Regions from separate parts of the Homo sapiens genome. Here region 1 is linked to region 2. Evidence: chromatin loops called from intact Hi-C (ENCODE). Cell type or tissue: mammary epithelial cell. All regions are shown on one strand.

What was found. Peaks named below come from ENCODE experiments on the same cell type or tissue, not always from the same donor. Only the 100,000 strongest peaks of a DNase experiment are listed, where the experiment ranks them.
Region 1: a loop joins it to region 2, with 4 times the contacts of the local background. A loop is called at or near these places in 5 of 110 quality-filtered maps.

Annotation. Positions count from the first base shown.
Region 1 is chr1:233,999,497-234,004,496 of GRCh38, reverse strand. All of the region lies in intron 2 of SLC35F3 (solute carrier family 35 member F3), which reads right to left. Among named protein-coding and RNA genes, the nearest start is that of SLC35F3, 97 kb to the right of the region's middle. In mammary epithelial cell, no CTCF peak of the experiment used is centred here; a DNase peak (open chromatin) is centred at 2,496; H3K27ac peaks cover 1,382 bases.
Region 2 is chr1:233,907,316-233,912,315 of GRCh38, reverse strand. The region is part of intron 2 of SLC35F3 (solute carrier family 35 member F3); the gene reads right to left. Among named protein-coding and RNA genes, the nearest start is that of SLC35F3, 5.1 kb to the right of the region's middle. In mammary epithelial cell, no CTCF peak of the experiment used is centred here; a DNase peak (open chromatin) is centred at 2,955; H3K27ac peaks cover 2,068 bases.

The DNA.
Region 1 (5,000 bases), 92 kb before region 2:
TATAACCAAAATTATGATAATTGAGTGTCATTAACTACCTTTAAAAATACTTTTATATCTATATGGATATAAACATAGAAAATATATTACACTATTCTGTGTGTTAATATTGTTTCCTTCTGCAGTTTGCCTTTTAACTGAGAAATATTTCTGAGATATATCCATTTTGAAATGCAGACAGAAAATAGATAAAATGGATGAAAGGACAGCTCTCATTCATTCCTTCCTTCTGAATGTGTTTTGTTTTCCATTGTAATCATTTAGTATATTTTATTTATACATCCTTCTATTGACAGACATTAGATTGTTTCTAATTTTTTGCTGTTATAATGATGTAGAGAACATTCCCATTTGTCGTATCCACGTGGATCTATGTTTGCATTTCTCTGGGACAGATATTTTAAAACTCACTTTCTAAGGCATAGGGGAAGCTTGGTGACAGTGTTATTAGATTCTATCAAATTGCCCTTCCTAGTGGCTGCAGTCATTTATTCTCCCATCAGTCATATATAAGTATTGCCTTTCTTAACATTGCCAGCTGTCCATATTATCACACTGCTAAATTCTTGGACAATCTGATCAATGAAAAATTATACTTCATTAGTGCTTTAATGTGCATTCTCCTAATTAGGGGTAAGGCTGAGCATCATTTAATTGACCATTCTGATTTTCCTTTTTTTGTGAACCGAATGCTTGCATTTCTTATTTTACCATTTCTTGGTTTGTCGTTTGACTATCATGTGTAGGAGTTCATTCCGTATTCCTCCATGACAACTTCCCTTAGCCTGGAACTGGTTTCATGCTGTCCTTTGTAATCCATAAGGTTTAAATGCTAATGTAGTTGGATTTAACAATATTTTCCTGTTATGGATTTTGCCCTTTTGTGTGTGTCTGTTTAAGAAGCTGTCCCTCCTGTAAGCTTGTGCAAATATACTGCCACATTTTTTTCTAATAAAGTTTCATTTTTTAATGTTTGGATTTTAACTTATTGGTTAAATTGGCTGGTTGTAGAAGCCTAACTTTGTTTTGTATGGCTCACCCATGGGGCAATCTCATTTACTGAATAATCTGTTTTTTCCTGTTGGAAAAACCATCAATTACCTGTCATATTATTGTCTCTGATAGTGAAACATAAAGAGTCCTCTGCTCTTCCACTGACTATGGGAGTGATCTGTAAAAGTGACATAACACCTGCAGGCCTCAGGTCCTGATATGGAGACAGTTGGACTTGATTACTAATTCTCCAGCATCCCTAGAAGCAAAATATTTCATATATTTCTTATCCATTTCCTGCAAATATTTAAAAACATTGTTACCAATGGGAAGAAAAGATTCACACAGATCTTGGTTTCCAACACCACTCTTCAACGAAAAGAACCAGGGCTTCTTGGAGAAATGGCTGATTCTAGGACTGGGGCAGGAAACATACAAAATGTGTCTGGAGTATCTTGTAGCGGCAGGAATTAAGAAAGTGCTCAAAACAAAAAGATCAACAAAAATGTCAGACACAATGATGGAGGTATGTCAAAGGAACATAGTAGCCAACTGAAAGAGTGGCTAGTAGGCACATCCAGAACAATGCAAACAAGAAAATAAATAGTGTCAGGTTGTAGCTCAAAGGATAAAATAAATATCCATGAGTCCATACTGACATAAGTAAATGAATAAATACATGGGGGATGAGAGACAATTCTCCCTTGTAGAAGAAATCCAAATGATTTATGTAGACTCTCCACCTTCAAGGAGGTAGACGCAACCCTCCTTAAGGGTGGGCTATGCATAGCAACTTCCTTCCAACAAGTATGGTATGAAGGAGTGGAGCAAAGAGTAACTTTATAGTGGGGGAATCTGACTAACACAACCTCAGCCAGGTGATCAAGGCCAACGTCAACTGTATAAGTCAAGTGGGTAGCATGTAACCTGGACACAACATCATAAACGTGGCCTTTGAGGTCTTTCTCCCCAAACCCTAACCCTAGTTTAATCATGATAAAAAAAATCAGACAAATTCCTACTGTGAGACAGTCTATAAAATACTTAACCAATATTTCTCAAAACTTTCCAGGTCTTCAAAATCAAAGAAAGTCTGAGACACTGTCACAGCTCAGAGGAATCTAAGGGGACATGATGGCAATAAAGATAATGTGGTGTCCTGGATGGGATCCTACAACAGAAAAAGGACCTTAGGGAAAAACTCAGGACACCTAAATAAAATGTGGCCTTACATTAACAATAGTGCATCTATACTGGTTCCTCAATTATGACAAATGTTTTGTGTGAGGTTAATAATAGGGAAACTGGGTACTGGATATATAGGAACTCTCTGTACTATCTTCACAATTGATCTGTAAATCCAAAAGTATCATAAAATGAAAACACTTACTTAAAAAAAATAGAGAGGTGCAAGACTCTCTGTTCATGCTGAAAGTCCTGTCTACAGCCAGCAGCACAACTCACCCCCAGGCAGAGGCTGGTCCTCCTACAGGGTGAGTCAGTGAGTGCTTTTCAGCTATTGGAGCAAACACACTTGTTTAAATGGATTTGCCACTGTTACTAAGTGCTCATAGTAAGCCTTTGGAAATTTAGGACAGCTTGATGATGAGGGCCAGCAAAGAAGATGATGGATATGCCAAAATAGAAAATCATTCAGTGCATATTTCCCTGCAAGATGGGGGAATAGTGGATTCATCCAAGAAATTTCAAATACACATAGTAGGATGCAGAGTGTAAAATCAATCTATGGTTTTGCCCTCTTCCTTGCTAAAGTCTTTTCTTTCCCACTGAATAAGAAAAAGATTTCTTAAACTGCAGAACCTGTAAATAATCAACTACCAACAGTAATAACGTCTCTACTGCATCAGTAATACCCCTGGTCACTTCTGTTGGCCTCAGAGTTTTCTTGCATGTAAAAGGGGAGTGACACCTACCTTGTATACCTGCTAGTATTATCATGAGAATCCAGAGGGAATACTTAGGCAAAAACACTTGGAGCCTTATAAAGCACAATATAAATGAAAACTTTTCTTAGCATGACTGATAACAATTATGACAATAGCCATTCATTCAATATTGGAAATCCAATTTCCAATATTTGTCATATGAGTAAATGAACAGCAACCACTATTGCCTCACTGGCATTTTCCAGAGCTTATTTAAGTAAGTGTTGCTTGTTGATCAAGAGTTGGTTAAAAAGAAAGATGCCACCTGCATTACTGGCTTTCCTTGATACATTAAAAAGAAGTCCACATGTTAATTTAAGGTCTTGATATGTCATAAAGCATGACAAAATCTCTGAAAGTGTGAACACTTTGAGGTCCACAGATGTTTGCCTTGCCATCCATCTTGGTCCAGCAGGCCAGCCATAGGCATCATCCCTCACACAAAAAAAGAGCTTTTCCAGATGTGTCATGTGGCTGCACGTTACAGGCCAAACTGCCCTGTCAGGACTCTCTTTTCAAGAAGCTGACATCTGTACGGATCAAGTTCTCTTTGTACTCCTGCCTCTTGGCGTAAGACTTGCTCCTTCTCTTTGTCTCTCATAAATTAAAGTATTAGCCCTTGAGGAGAATGTCATTGTCACTGTCAAACAGTGGCAGCCATCCTCCCTTGATGCCAATTACAGCAACAATAGCCAGAGGAAGCAGAGCTCAGCTTGAATAAAGAAATTAGCTTCCCCAACAGCTCCACACCCGCTCTGGCCTGTCCCCTACAAGCCCTGACAAAGGGGTAGCTGTGTGACTTCCTCTGTAAGCTCGACAATGTGCTAACTCCCATTTGTACTATAAAAAATCAAAAACAGCTGGATTTTTACATTTCCATTTGCAGTGAATTCAGCCCTTTCCTAGCTTCTGTTCCATTCCAGTTTTTGGTCACAGAGGGGCACTCAACAATTGCTTTTGTAGTCTAATCCAGAAATCAGTAGCACTGCTTGTACGCAGCAATGGTTTATAAACCATCTCTCTGTTGGATATGATGAGCACCTCCATGTCTTTCTTAATAATTTCCTGTGGCACCTAGTACTGGGCCAAGCACATTAAGATGTCCAATACATACATTGTTGATTTCAGAGAGCCTTGTTAGTCAGCAATGTGTCCCCTGCCATTGCGTAAAATTGGGAACAAAGGTAAACTATTTTCATGGTAATGTCAATATCAAACCTATATTGAAAGCAAAATCAAAGTGAAAGGCAAGGAGTTAAATTCCATCTTTAGTTTCTGAGTTGGACTGCAATCCTAACTAACTACATACATGCTTATTGCACTAGGAATAGGGAGCTGTTTTTCACCAATGAAATGGAACGCAGCCCATGTTTTCTACTCTTTGCGTATATTAATTCTTTGCTTAGTTAGAACCCTTGTGATTCACTGTGAGTATTCATACTCACTTTAAAAATCTTTGAATATCCTCGTTACACAGCGATCAGAGTTTTTGTGATTAAGAGGATGCATTTTGTGATTTTATATAGCCCTTTAAAGGGCTTTTCTAGGAACATTGTCATATTGTGCGAGAGAGTTCAGGGGTCATTCTCATGATAAAAGGACTTTGCTTTAAAGAAGAAATCATATCCTAAATGTTGAAATGTTTTCATTTATTTATTCACTTGTTAACAAATCTTTATCATCTTCTGTGTTTGGTATACTCATGCAGTGAGGGATGCAGAGAGGTAAAGATGCCATCCCTGTTTTCACAAATGTTAAAGTCTAGAAAGGAAATTAATGCAAATAAATACACTGTAAGGTAGCACAAACAGAAAATACGAGGTATGAAAGAGTGTGCTGCAGAGCACAAATGGGCTCGGCCACTTGCATGGCAGAGGCAGCCTTTGACTGACACTGGGGGATAGAGTCTCAGTAGGCAGGAGAGCAGGGCCGGAAGGGATAAGTGGAGGCACTGAAGATGGGAAGCGAAACAGGAAACAAGCAAAGGCACAATACAGGAAAGCTGAACATGTGCTGAAATGACAGCAAACAGTCCGGCAAAGCAGAATCCCCACACGGAAC
Region 2 (5,000 bases):
AGTAGAGACGGGGTTTCACCATCTTGGCCAGGCTGGTATTGAACTCCTGACCTCGTGATTCACCCGCCTTGGCCTCCCAAAGCATTGAGATTACAGGCATGAGCCACCGCGCACGGCGAAACTAGAGGCTCATAGCAGTGAACTTGTCATATAGCTATGAAGCTGGGATGTGAATTCTATTTCCTCTGCTCCTCCAGACATTAAAAAAACTAAGTGGACACCCCTCAGGGCTGCAGGGCCAGAGCATCCCTAACAGCTTACAGTAAAATGCTTAACAAACATCAATGGTGCATTTGCATGTGGATTTATGTTTGAATGCAACTAACCTGAATGTTTCCAGCTGCTTAAGGAAAGGACCAAGGCTCAAAGCTGGAGAGTTTTAGACTAGACTAGACTCTTTTTAATGAGATCCAGGAGGGACTTCTGAAGAGCAGGGAGAACTCTCCTTGCCCACGTCTCCCTAAAGCCTGGAAGACTTCACTTCCCTGGAGGTGAGGCCATTTCCCCATCACCACCATATGCGTACTTCAGATTTCACCTGCTCTAGTTGGAAAGCTTTTAGGGTGAGGACTGTGTCTCCCATCACTTATCTCTGTATTCTGGCACATAGTAAATGCTTTAAAAGTTTGCTAAATGAACAAATGAAAATAAAGGCACATTAATAGGCACGAGGGATTTCTAACCCCATGGCAGATGCGAAGGGTTTATAACCCCATGGCAATGATCTAAGTGAGCTGGGGTCACCTCGTTTCCTTAAAAGATAATAGTTCTGCATTTTCATTACATCAAAACTCAGAAACTATTTACTAAATTGTTAGCATATTTAAGAATAAAATTAATTCTCTGACCCAATAAAAAATGCTGTGCTCTAATGCTCAACTCACCACCCCCTCAAGCCCTCTAACTCTTTTCTTTTAAAATCTTCTCCATCTCATATTTCATATGCCAAGCTCCATTCTAGAATAAACTTTTACAACCAAATTATACATCTCTTACAAGTGGGTCATTTTTGAATTGCTGACCTGACCTTTACTATTTTAGGAGGATCAGACAGAAGTTGCTCACCATGAATTCAATGATACTATAAGTCACTGTTCCATTTAGCACCGGTATCTACGCCAGCAACATATACTCACAGTTCAGGGTGAACTAACAGGGACGCTAGGAAGACAGCCTTTCCATGAGCCCTTCCCCCTCACCTCATACAAACCCTTTACAACTTTTAAACCTGGAGAATCCTGAAACATGCAATTTCCTTGTCACCAGGTGTGTTATTCAGTGCCCTACATTTTTTCAGCTTGAACTAGAAAACCTCCACCCAGATAAGCTGGGATTTGTTCATTAACCTGCATGTTCCTGTCCCAGGTTCACGTTGCCAATAGCGGGCTGGAGTGGGCTAGAGACAGTTGGTCTTTTAAGACTGACCCTCTCTCCATTCTACAAATGACTTAAAACTCATTCCATTCACATTCTGGAAAAAAGCATTTAAATCTCAACATACCAGAACCTGTAGTGAATAATAGTTGACGTTCAACAAAGTGTATAAACCTACTCAAATGATAATTGCACTTCATGTTAAGCAATAAGCATGACCCCCTTCAAAAAAGCTATTCGTAAAATGTTTTGGGGACTTTTTACCCAGAAAAGGATTTAAGAGTTCAATATTTGAAAACATCCTTTAGGGAAACCTTTCGGAAAGGGAAACATCCTGCCCACCCTTAGAATGTCTGTGTTCTAATGCAGGTTTGTGTTGACCTGTATTTCTAGACGAAGGCACACCTGGACAGTGAGCCACCTCTTCCAGCACTTCTCTCTCTATTCTGACATACACTGACTGCTGAAAAAAGGTTTTTTAAATGAATAAATGAAAATAAAGGAGTATTCGCAGATGTTCCTTCATCCTGCAGCAGAGCCTCTATCTGGAAACTCCAAGATATGTTCCTTCAATCATTCCTGTATGGAAATGCCACCAGCTGTCCCACCCTATCAGATGCCTGGGGCTGGCTGTCTACTATACAGATTTTTCCTGGTCTTTGATTCTCCTCATCCCTTCTCTAGCCATCTCCTCCCTAATTGGTGTCCATCCCAGAGAAATGAGAAAGGAAAAGGAAGCAGAAGATATTCTAATCAGTCATTTCTCTTCTACTGGGGCAAAAGGTAGGAAAGAAAAGGAAGTTATTAAAAGAAACTGTTCAGAGTCTCCTGAATTCTAAAGCACTTCCTACAGGGTGTCAATTTATGATGATTGGTTGTGGAATCATGCCAGCTGCAGAAGGAACAGGCTCTTTCAAATCTTCAGAAGACACTTGCACTGCCAGTGGTGATGATTACTCGATCTGGCCATCCTGAAAACCTAAAAAGTGGTCCAGGAAGAAAGGTGAGGAAGGAGAGGGTCAGGAATTTGTAAGGTAGGCCTGCTTGTTTAGCATTACTGGGCAACAGAAGAGAGTTCTATTGCAGCATAAATTTGGGGGTTACCCTAAATGAGTGGGTCTCAACTAAAGGCTGCCCCCCATGGGATACTGAGTTGCTACAACTTAGGGGGCAGGGTGGTAAGCTACTGACATCTAATAGGCAGAGGTCAGAGATACTGCTAAACATCCTACAATGTACATGACAGCTCCCTACAACAAATACTTATACAGCACAAAGGGTTAATAGTGCTGAGATCAAGAAACCCTGGGCCAAACCAAAGCTTATCACCAAGAATTCTGGTCCAGTCTGTGGTTCAGGAAGCACTTGTGATGGAAGAACTAGGAAAGAGTAGAGCAATTCCACATAACAGGAAGTCAGCATAAAGAGGTAAATGATACAAATCACTACAGAGGCATATTCAAAGCTCCCTGTCCCAGAGGTCAGTATTTCGTGCAGCAGCCATCCATTCATTCAACAAATATTTATTGAGTCCCTCCTGTGGCCCAGGTGCTTTCTGGGCCCTGGATCCACTCAACAGATGATAATTTGAAGAATTCCCAGGAATACTGCCAAGTGGTTTGGTTCAAAAACATGGAATGTGGAGCTTGGAGGACTTTTGCCACTGAGAAGAGGAACTGGGCCCTTCTTACTTCCTTGTTTACAGTTTAATTCTCAGTTGAATGTTTCACAAAAGCCATCCCTTTCAGACCCAGGAGCCTTTGGGATTTTTAAAAAAGAATCCTAGGCTGGGTGCGGTGGCTCATGCCTGTAATCCCATTACTTTGGGAGGCCGAGGAGGGCAGATCACAAGATCAGGAGTTCGAGACCAGCCTGACCAACATGGTGAAACCCTGTCTCTACTAAAAATACAAAAATTAGCCGGGCATGGTGGTGGGTGCCTGTAGTCCCAGCTACTCAGGAGGAAGCTGAGGTAGGAGAATCGCTTGAACCTGTGAGGCAGAGGTTGCAGTGAGCTGAGATTGTGCCACTGCACTCTAGCCTGGGCGACAGAGCAAAACTCCTTCTAAAAAAAAATACTATTATTTGGGGAAGCTGGGCAAATTTTAAGCCAGGCACGGTGGCTCACGACTGTAATTCCAGCACTTTGGGAGGCCGAGGTGGGCAGATCATGAGATCAGGAGTTCGAGACCAGCCTGGCCAACATGGTGAAACCCCATCTTTACTAAAAATACAAAAAATTAGCCAGGCATGGTGGTGCTAGTCCCAGCTACTCAGAAGGCTGAAGCAGGAGAATCGCTTGAACCCGGGAGGTGGAAGTTGCAGTGAGCCGAGATTGCACCATTGCACTCCAGCCTGGGTGACAGAATAAGACTCTGTCAAAAAAAAAAAAAAAAAAAAAAAAAGAATCCTTTACAAAATTCTCTTGTCTAGAGCGAAACTTGCGAATCCAAATGACTGAGTTGAGAATACTGAGCAAAGGTAATTTCTGTACTGTTCACAATTACCTCATTTATCTTAACAACCCAAACAAAATCTAAAAATGAAGAGGATACAAATGAATATTGGGTCATTCAAATGGTTTCTTCTGCTACAAGGGCAAATGACTTACATCCAGAAACTTTCACTGGCAACTCCTTCAGTTAGGACACAGATAAATCACTTTGAAAGATGACTGAAAGGTGACATAATAGCTTGGAGCTTCCATAACTCACTCTGGAGATCATGAGAATTTTTTTTTTTTGTCTTTGTTTTGTTTTTTTTGTAACCATCATCTCTCCCCATTTATAGAGTACAATTACCAACCAACAAATAAAGCAACTAGGTGATACCTACAGGTAATAGATAAGCCTCTTTATTATTATCAATTGAGTAGAAATGGCAAACAGCAAAAGTTCTGCCTTAAAACCTCTTCTGGGCCGGGCGTGGTGGCTCACGCCTATAATCCCAGCACTTTGGGAGGCCAAGGTGGGTGGATAACCTGAGGTCAGGAGTTCAAGACCAGCCTGGCCAACATAGTGAAACCTCATCTCTACTAAAAATACAAAAATTAGCAGGATGTGGTGGCGCACGCCTGTAATCCCAGCTACGCAGGAGGCTGAGGCAGGAGAATCACTTGAACTCAGGAGGTGGAGGTTGCAGTGAGCCAAGATCATGCCACTGCACTCTACACTCCAGCCTGGGTGACAGAGTGAGACTCCCTCTCAAAAAACAAAGAAAAAAAAAACAAAAAGACAACCTCTTTTGCTGCATTAATACATTAATAAAACATTACCTTCTCTAAATTTAAACATTACACCTAATTAATTCACCAAAATGTCAGTTGTCACCTAAAGCGTTATAGTAACAAGGAAATACCTTGGAATAAAGAAGAATCCTCACAGGAATAGAGAGAGTGGAATGAGCTGATTTTATTCATATTTCAATGATCACTGTAGCCTTCCCTGCTACTATTTACTCTTCCAGTGAAGCCTCAGAGAGAGGCATTTAAGAATTACCTCCAGTGATGCAAGGGACTCCATTTCCACATGGCCCTTCTCTTGTCTTAATTACAAAACATGTTGTACCAAACAGTCATCACTGCTGTAAGCTCTCTGGCAAGCCCCCAAATCACAAACCTTGGTGAT